Linked DNA regions of Mus musculus: region 2 is linked to region 1. Evidence: chromatin loops called from intact Hi-C (ENCODE). Cell type or tissue: left cerebral cortex. All regions are shown on one strand. Links, peaks and the distances in the headings refer to the core of each region. The heading gives the core; the rest is flanking DNA. Region 1 overlaps Cdh13 (cadherin 13). Region 2 overlaps Cdh13 (cadherin 13).

Region 1 (4,388 bases), core at 154-4,153:
GTTTAATGAAGCAGATTCTCTTTTTCCACACCTGGAGTCCTGGGGATTGAACTCAGGTCATCAGGCTTGGCAGCTGGTGACTTTAGCTGTTGAACCATCACACTGGCCCTGTACAGACTAGGGCGATGACTGAGAACTGGAGACCTTGGGCCACCAGTGGCACGACGCATTGGGTGTATGGCTCTGGGATACTTCACTGATGTGACAGCTATGGTCATAGTGCCATCCTTGAAGTGCGTGAGAAAAGCAAACTCCAGAAAGCGCCTCTCTCTGGGACAGGTGCATGGCACCCTGTATCTTCTGATGGGTCCTAGGTTTGAGTCTGTCCTTGGCCCTCAGCTCCTCTCCCCCGAACGTGAAAAGAGTCTTATTCACACTTGCGGCAGCTCTCCTAACCGTGCCACATTTATATCCTTACCCACAGCCCCTCCTCCCCGAGCATGTCTGCCCTCAAATAAAAGTTGTCAAACATTTTAAATGTTATTAAATTGTCCAGTAAGTGGGAATGCCCAAAGAAGTGAGCCAGTCAATCAGGATTATGCCAGAGCTCCAGAAAGACAGGAGGGAACCATTATTAGGTTTCCGGATATTGGACTCCCCTCTCCCACACAGCCTTTATCTAAACCGTCATTTAATTGGCAGCCTTCAGCACTGTCAGAATTGCATTCTGCGAGCCAAGAGAAGTTTTCAAACATTCTCGCAACAGTACGGGCTCGGCTCGAAACTACTCAAGGGAAAAGAATGATCCCTCCCCCAATGGGGAAGGCTGAGCGGGTATCGCCAGGACTGCTGCAAACTGTCTTGCAGTCAAGCAAAAACCCAACTCAGGCCACAGAAACTCAAGCCAGAGACACCGTCCTGAGGTTTAAGGCAAAGAGAGCTGGCCCTGTTGGCTCTGCAGATGCTTCAAGGCTGACAGTTGCTTCAAGGCTAACAGTACGACATTTACATCCTAACCCACAGCCTCTTCCCCACTGAGAGCAAGAATTGGTCCCTTCTATCTCTGTACCCCTGTCTGCTCTAAGTATTTCTGAAACCCTCCCATGCTTTGGTCTATAGGAGAGTCAGCCCTTGGGCCAGAGCCCATCCTTCTGGCCAGATTCTGGGCTGGAGGAAAATTGTTTTTTCTTCATCGCTCTCCAGACTCCATCGTTCATTAAGTCCCTCTGGCTGTTCAGGATCTAATGTCCTCTATGGTCTTTAGCAGTGGGAACTTATCTTCAATCTCTGGGGCAGAGTAGGACAACCAAGAGCAATATGGACAGTCCGTAATGTGTTAGGAGCCTCTTGAACAACCTTGCATTTTGTAGACCTGGCTGGCCTCGAACTCAGAAATCTGCCTGCCTCTGCTTCCCAAGTGCTGGGATTAAAGGAGTATGCCACCACTGCTTGGATTTTTTTAATTTTTATTTTTTGAAAAAAATTATTTCATGTATATGAATAACACAGTAACTGTCTTCAGACACACCAGAAGAGGGCACTGAAGGCCATTACAGACGGTTGTGAGCCACCATGTAGTTGCTGGGATTTGAACTCAGGACCTCTGGAAGAGCAGTCAGTGTTCTTAACCACTGAGCCATGTCTACATTTTTTAAAACATTAGTTGGTCAGCTTTATTAAGTGGGCTTCTCTCATTTGGAACCCACCGTCATGGAGTGGATCTTGGATTCCAGCTGAAGCTCACAGGAGGCCAGGAGTCCTTCAGAGACTGTCAGTTGTAGGGGGGTGGGAGAGGTAAAGGGTATAGAAAGTCAGCGCTTTTAGTTAGAAAAAAAACAGAAAAGCAGAATTCTAGATTAGATCAAGTGAGTGGCATGGGCTTGTCTATCAACGTTAGAAGCTTTCTTCATTGGTTTGTTTTCTAAAATCTGTGGCTGTCCCACAAGCTCACCCAGCAGGAGCTAAGTATGGATTGTAAATGACATCATAGAGAGATCTTCAATGACTCACGGTAGAGTGGCAGCAAGCACCCAGCCATCTTCAAGCCGCATGGATGGCTTTCTGAGGCTGTCACTCAGGAAGAAGTAGAAAGAGCACTGGGTCTCAGGTAACCAAGCTCCGCCCATCTTGTCATCAATAGAGAGCTCGTGTACCACCCTGGCCTAAGTGAGAGAGACGCCCTCTGAAAGGGGTCAGAAGACTTGTTACTTCCCTGTGACTCTCTACGGCCTGGGTGTCACCCCCGACAGTCCACAGTGACAAGCCAACGATGCTTTTCCGAAGCACCGGAGTCTCCAGAGACATGGAGCGCTGACTTCACACCCCGGTGTCTTCTCTGCAGAACCAGAGGTCTCCTTGGAAAACACGGTGACCTCAGCAAGTCTCCAGTGTACCTGGTGGCCATGACAGGCTGAGGGAGGTAGCTACAATAGGTCACCCCAGAAAGTTGCAGCTTGCAAATCAAAAAGTAAAACTTGGGGCCTTCAAGAAGACAACAGGCCCCAATAGCATTCTTCTGAGTAGACAGAGCTGGCTCTTCCTAAACTCTCAAGTCAGATCCCATCTTCCCTTCTGTGCCTCCCTGGACTAAGCCAGCACCCTGCAAAACCCTGCTTCTAGCAGCCTGGCCAGTGGCTATTAGCCTATCCCAAACCCCAAGGCCAAGGTTGTCCTTACTTGGACACTACTTCATCTTGTTCCTTTGGAAGTTACAATGGGGCCAGTTAAGCCCAGTGGCCTCCCTGGTACTTCCTGTGTAGCCCTGTTCCAGTGCATTGACCTCTCTGAGTCTTGTTCTCCTAACAGACTTAAGAAAATGTACAGTGAACTCTTCTGTCTGAAGCTAGCCAGAAAGCAATTAATGATGAGACATACACCGTCAATATGCTCCCCCAATTAAATGACAGCTCTGTGGAGTCAGGAGACCTGGACTCAAATCTTGGTTCTGCCAACTGGACACTGTAAAAGAAAAGGCCCCTGGGGCTCAGTTTTCTTAACCGCACAATGCCCATCCCAGCCTCCTGGGCTCTGAGTGAGAGAAGATGAAGATGCTAACCATGAGCAAGTCCAGAAGCCTGTGCTGTGCAATGGAGCCAGTTATCATCAGGGCTTGAACTCAGAGGCTTAAACTCACATACTGTATGTGAGCACATAGCTGGGTCCTGGACATACATGAGGATACGTGGTCCTCTATGAATACTGATTTGGTATATGAGCCTTTATCAAGTAGCATAACCATGTGTGTGTTTACTAGGATACTTCTAAATCAATGACTGCTACACCACCAAAGAAGGTGCTGATTTTAGACTGACCATCAAAGAAAAATTAGAGTCCTATCCTTAAGGAACAGCTCAAGCTGCCAATGTCTCTCCCATGTAACACAAAGCCCCCATCACTCTAAGCCTACTCTCTACCAGCAGGTGTCTAATGAGTGTATCTTCTCCGAGTTCCAAAACCCTGCACACATCACACTATCCATAAGATAAGACTCAATACCACCGAAAAGCCCACAAAATGACTCTCGACTTCTTCTGTCTTTTCTACCCTTTCTCCTAAATTTACAGCTTTAATTGTTCCCGAACTTGTCCTTCCGGGCAGACCCCTAGTTTGAGTTCCTCTTGTGCCTTACTTAGAGGGTATCTGGGCCACTCAACACACTAGGAACTGTAGTATCGTGCAAAGCAGCCTTGAGTAGGTATCTTCTCTAGTGCCTCAGAGAAGAGGCATCCTCGACAGGGCAAAGAGGGGAAGAGAGCAACAGGAGTACTGAGCTGAGTTTGTGGAGTCAATATTGGAAAGCTGAGAGGGACTCAGACACAGAGAGAAGTGTTAAGTTGAACCTCTTTATCCCGACAACAGAATGTCTGGGGGGGGGGCGGGGGGGGCAAGATAATCCAGCACCAAACTAGCCCAGCAGGGGTGGTAAAAAAGGCCAAGTAGTCAGGTTAATACGGCTTTTTAGGATTCCTCATGCCAAGCCTGCTGTGCCCGGCCCTCTCCGAGCATCAATTATTAAAGTGTAAAACTTTGTGGACCGGAGAAAGGGCACCAAGTTCATGGCACTACCAGGATCTGATGTATCTTCATCCGCCCCCTTCTGAACCTCCCAAGTTCTTACTGCTTGCTTCCAGCTGCTCTCTACTCCCTGGTAAATACCTCACAACTCTACATTAGTGAACAGGACCCATTTATTAATGTTTCCCTCCATGGAGCAAAAGGAAAAAAAAATCAGCCTAGGACGTCTCCCTATTGCAAAGTTCAGCAGGCTTTAATTCCCAAGAATTAAAGCTACCGTACTAAATCTCATTGTCTCCCCCTCAAAGACGGTTACTTTCTGTGGCAGCTTGTACGGACTGGGGATCCAGATGGGCTTTCTCGGGATGCACTGGGTAGTCAAGCTTCAGTTTCTTGATACACAGCTTGGGGTTTCCAGGAAATGACACGAGTGA
Region 2 (4,388 bases), core at 292-4,291, 61 kb before region 1:
TCTTCAAACTTATCCATCTCTTTGCTGCTGAGCCAATGTGGGCTACAGTTCTCCCAGCCCCTATAAATAAGTTCAGAAGCTTTAGCCCTGTGCTTTACCTCATGAGGCAATCAATCCAGTTTTGTGACCTTCTATACTCTTTCCATGCCTTCTATTGCTGCCCGAGAGTCTCCTGACCTCCCTATCCACCATATTTCTAAATGTAACTCTTCCATCTGTCCACTGGCCCTGAGGCAGAATGGACTCTCTCCTCTTGCAATCTATCGACATAGTATACGTGTGTGCTCTTAGATCATGACCCGCTGCATTGCAGGCATTTTAAATACATCTGAAGCCTCCATGAGACCATAGGCTTATCAAAGGCTGGGAAAGTGTTTGGCTCAGAGGTGGAGCGGGGTGACTCTGTGACGTGGCTCTGATTTATTAGAGAAACATAGAGTTTTGCTTGGCTGACCAAGCAGGGCCTCACCCTACCTGACACCGGTGGAAATGCTGGATGAGAAGCTGATTCCAAGGCCAGCTGCTTGCACCAGTTTGTCCCACCAATACACAATTAGAGAGTGGTATGCCAGCAGACCTTTGATCTGACAAAGGGTGTTCAAGGTTAGTCAGTGAGCCAGTCTTTGCCACTCACGGGGAGACTCAGAACAGTTCCCAATACCCAGATGGCCTGAATCAATGCACACTAAACAGACCAGGCCCCATCCCCTGCTTCCAGTCTCTCATCATATGAACTCCTCAGGAAACTGAGGATGCTGTATTTACCCCACTTCACGGAGAAGGAAACAGGACCAGAGACTCACCCACGACAGTCAGGAGTAAAACCAGTGCTCAACTGGAACCTGGGACCACCCAGTCACAAGTTTTGGATGGAATTTTAATTTTCACCTTTACACCATCATTAAGGTCTTGTCACCCTTCTGCTCCAGAAAGCCTCGGACCAAAATGACACCAATCTAGGAAGGTCCTGTTTTTGCAGACTCCAAGGTATGAGATCCAAGGACTGTCTCTTCTGTCACTACAGCCCTGCAAACAGCCTCAGCAACAAAACAGCAACTTGCAAACAAATTGCAAACAGCTGTCACAATAGCCTCTAACTCAATCCTCACAGCCAGTGTTGACCTCATCACCAAGAGCATTCAAAATATTTGACAATCCTCACAGCTGGAAGTAATTCACGCAAACACCAGCCAAACACAGGTGATAGGGCAGTAGTGTGTTGGCACACCTGCCAGCTCCGGGTCTTAGCAAGTCCCTCCCCATGTGGCCACTCCACCTCAGAGTGTTGTCTTCCTCCTTTTTTTTCCCTCTGAGGAACTATATATATACCCAGGTGACCATACAAAGGGTCCCTGCAGAGACAAGTATAGCATAGCTGCTCATGGTCACACACACACACACACACACACACACACACACACACACACACACACACACACACACACACAGACACACACAGACACACACACACACAATCCGACAGAGGCTGTCTACAAGGAGTACCTGCAACCACTCCAGAAATAGCCTTCAATTAATAACAGATTGGGAGCAGACAGTAAACATGCCAGCTTGCTACACTCCAGTAGAGGTTGACATTTTGGTGCCATCTTCCAGACTCCACCAAAGGGATTCAGCTTCAGTTGCTACAGGGTCAACTGGTTGGTTTTCATAACACTGCTGACCTCATGAAGATAGTGGCTGTTTTGCTGGGAGGACAGCACTACCCAGCATTCATTGAAACTGACTTGGGCTTCCAGAATTAGAAGAGAATACAATATTGTTTTAGCTACTAAGTTTGTGGTTACTTGCTACAGATTTCCCATAAACTCATACACCCTTGAAGGTGGCTTCTATTTTGGCATGGTGCCTCTTGCTTCTCCTCAGCCCTTTACCTAAGGCTGAACCACCCAAGTCAGCTTCCAAGTCAGTCAAATGCTAAAGCCTGCCTCCTAAGAGTACCTGGCAGTGCCCTAAGCATCAGAACCACATGCAGCATTTATGGGTAATCACGTGGTGCTGAGGTCTGCTGCGGGTAGTGGTGTTGCTAGCCCAATATAACTGGTGTTCTTATAAGGAGAGAAAGGTAGCCACACAAAGAGAAGTCTGATGATAAACGCAGACACTGGGTGACATAACCATGGGCTGGGGAACATCAAAGACTACTGGCCACCAGCAAAGGTTGAAAGGAAGGACTGGGGCATACTCTCACCTACAGCTACAAGAAAAAAAAACCAAATAATTAAATAAACAACAACAACAACAAAACCAAAGCCTTGGTTTCAAGTGATTAACTTCTAGAACTCTGGGACTATAGACTTTTAAAGCCACCCAGTTGGTTTAGTTCCAGTGGCCCTAGAATCATCACGCAGAGAGAGCCCCAAGCTCCTTTCTACTTCTGGATCAAGAGTTATCCAGAGCTGTAGGAAGTAAGAACCTTAGTGTGTGGACCAGCTCGATGTCGCCGTAACTCATACCTGAGTGGATTAACTTAGGAGAGAGAAATTGTTAGGGAGCCAAGAAATGAGAGTGAGAACTGAATGTTGGCAAAGGGTCCATGTGCAAAAAATGTCTTCATGGGACCCGTCGTTCACACAATGAAGACGGGCCAATTAAATTTAGGGACAAAACTTCTACTCTGGCTAACAGTTGTAAGAGTTCCTATCTCTGATCAGATGGTCCTGTTGTTTTGGATGTAACAGTGATACAATATGGGGTGAAACCATGTAGTGGAAAAGAATATTCACTCACGGCCTGGTTGTGACAGAGAAAGAGGGACTCGGACTCGTGCCTTTGATGACCTAAAAACCTCCCACTATGTCCTACCTCTTAAAGGTGCCACTACCTCCTAGCACATCACTCTAAGAAGCAAGCCTTTAATCCCTGGGTCTTTGTGTGGGTGGGCAGTTAAAATCCGTGGCAGCTTCTAGATCTATTCATTCCTGTGATAAGAGAGATTACTGGTTCCCAATCGTGACTAACTCACTCAGTGAATGCTTGATCAGTCAGCATGATAAAAGTCTTCAACTGGGACATGTTTTTTTCTGATGATGCGTGGCCTTCCCAAGAATTTCTCTCACATGGCTGAAGGCACCTCTTTCTATAGCCCGGTAGGCTAAGTTACAAGCTGAGAGAGCACAAGAGAGCAGCCTGGCAAATATCAGGACTAAACCTGCAGTGTAGACGACAAAGCCAGGCCATTTTTTTCCGGTGGGAAATAGAAGGTTCCTTTTCCCACTCTGGCTTCAGCTCACTCATTATTAATGTTAATGAGGAGTGGGTTCCACTGTATCGATTTCCAAACCAGAGCGACGTGAGAGGCTGCCTCACAAAACCCCCCAAGGATTATATTTGATTTTTGCACTGAGCAATAATGTCCCTCGCCAAATTAGCAGCTGAGTTGGTGGGTGGGAGTCTCGCCATGAAACTGTTGACAGGGTGTTGACCCCAAAAAGGAATGTCTATACTGCTAATCCTTCCTTAAATACATTTTCCACTGTTTACACCCTGTCAAGTGAGTCCCTGGGAAATAGCAAGCCATGCCATGGAAGAGAGGTGGGGGGTGTGTGGGGTGGGGGAAATCAAACCAATACAGGACAGATTAGACCCAGGAGAATACAAGCAAGAGCAAAACAAAACACACACAGTGGCAGATTGAGTCATTCCAATAGTCTCAGCTCAGCCTCAACGCCTTTCTGTTTATGTCCACTCTCAAAATACCCCTGCCTAGCAAATGCTCAATGAGAGGGGGAACTACAGCAACACCCTCCTTTCGTTGCCTGTGCCCTCACTGTCCCAACTGCCTCTTGTGAGCTCCTCTGTGGAGGCTAAGCAGTGAGCAGGCTTCTGCTGAGACCTGGGAATGAAAGTGTCAGTTGATTGCCCTGTAGTCTGCCTGGCTTGGTTCTTTGGCTCAGCTTGGTGTTGGGTAAGAAGGTGGCCTTCCAGCAGCAGCAGTCAGACCTTGAAACAATCTGACTTTGGGAGATTAAGAGAGTCGGTGGTGTCCCTTAGCTCCCTTAGGACACCTGGGATTCAGTATCTGCCACTCAGCAGGACATAGGTTGAGCACAGGGTAGACTCCTGAGCCCTGGGCTCTGAGTTTGGACACACACACACACACAAATGGTTAGATAGATTTTAATAACATATTAGAAATATAATAATATTGAGGGATTTATTGATGCTAGCAATATTTCACGGAGCTTTTAGTGAGCACTTTGCTCTGTGTAGGCCTTCAAGAACATACAGTAAAGACTGCCAATAACTTCTCTTTGCAACAGGCTTCCCGGCATCCCCATTTTCTAATGCTTTCCTCCCAAACCCAGTGGACAACAATCCCCTCTTGGGCTCAGGTGCTCTTTGGTTTCACCTTCATGGGATCTGGTTTT

Evidence for each region. A loop is a pair of places that touch in the nucleus more often than their neighbours do. Peaks named below come from ENCODE experiments on the same cell type or tissue, not always from the same donor. Only the 100,000 strongest peaks of a DNase experiment are listed, where the experiment ranks them.
Region 2: a loop joins it to region 1, with 5 times the contacts of the local background. A loop is called at or near these places in 1 of 42 quality-filtered maps.

The regions. Positions count from the first base shown.
Region 1 is chr8:118,303,464-118,307,851 of GRCm38, reverse strand. The region is part of intron 1 of Cdh13 (cadherin 13); the gene reads right to left. The region is part of intron 2 of Gm51555 (a long non-coding RNA gene); the gene reads left to right. Among named protein-coding and RNA genes, the nearest start is that of Cdh13, 22 kb to the right of the region's middle. In left cerebral cortex, for the core only: no CTCF peak of the experiment used is centred there; a DNase peak (open chromatin) is centred at 2,033.
Region 2 is chr8:118,364,413-118,368,800 of GRCm38, reverse strand. All of the region lies in intron 1 of Cdh13 (cadherin 13), which reads right to left. Among named protein-coding and RNA genes, the nearest start is that of Gm51555, 33 kb to the right of the region's middle. In left cerebral cortex, for the core only: no CTCF peak of the experiment used is centred there; no DNase peak of the experiment used is centred there.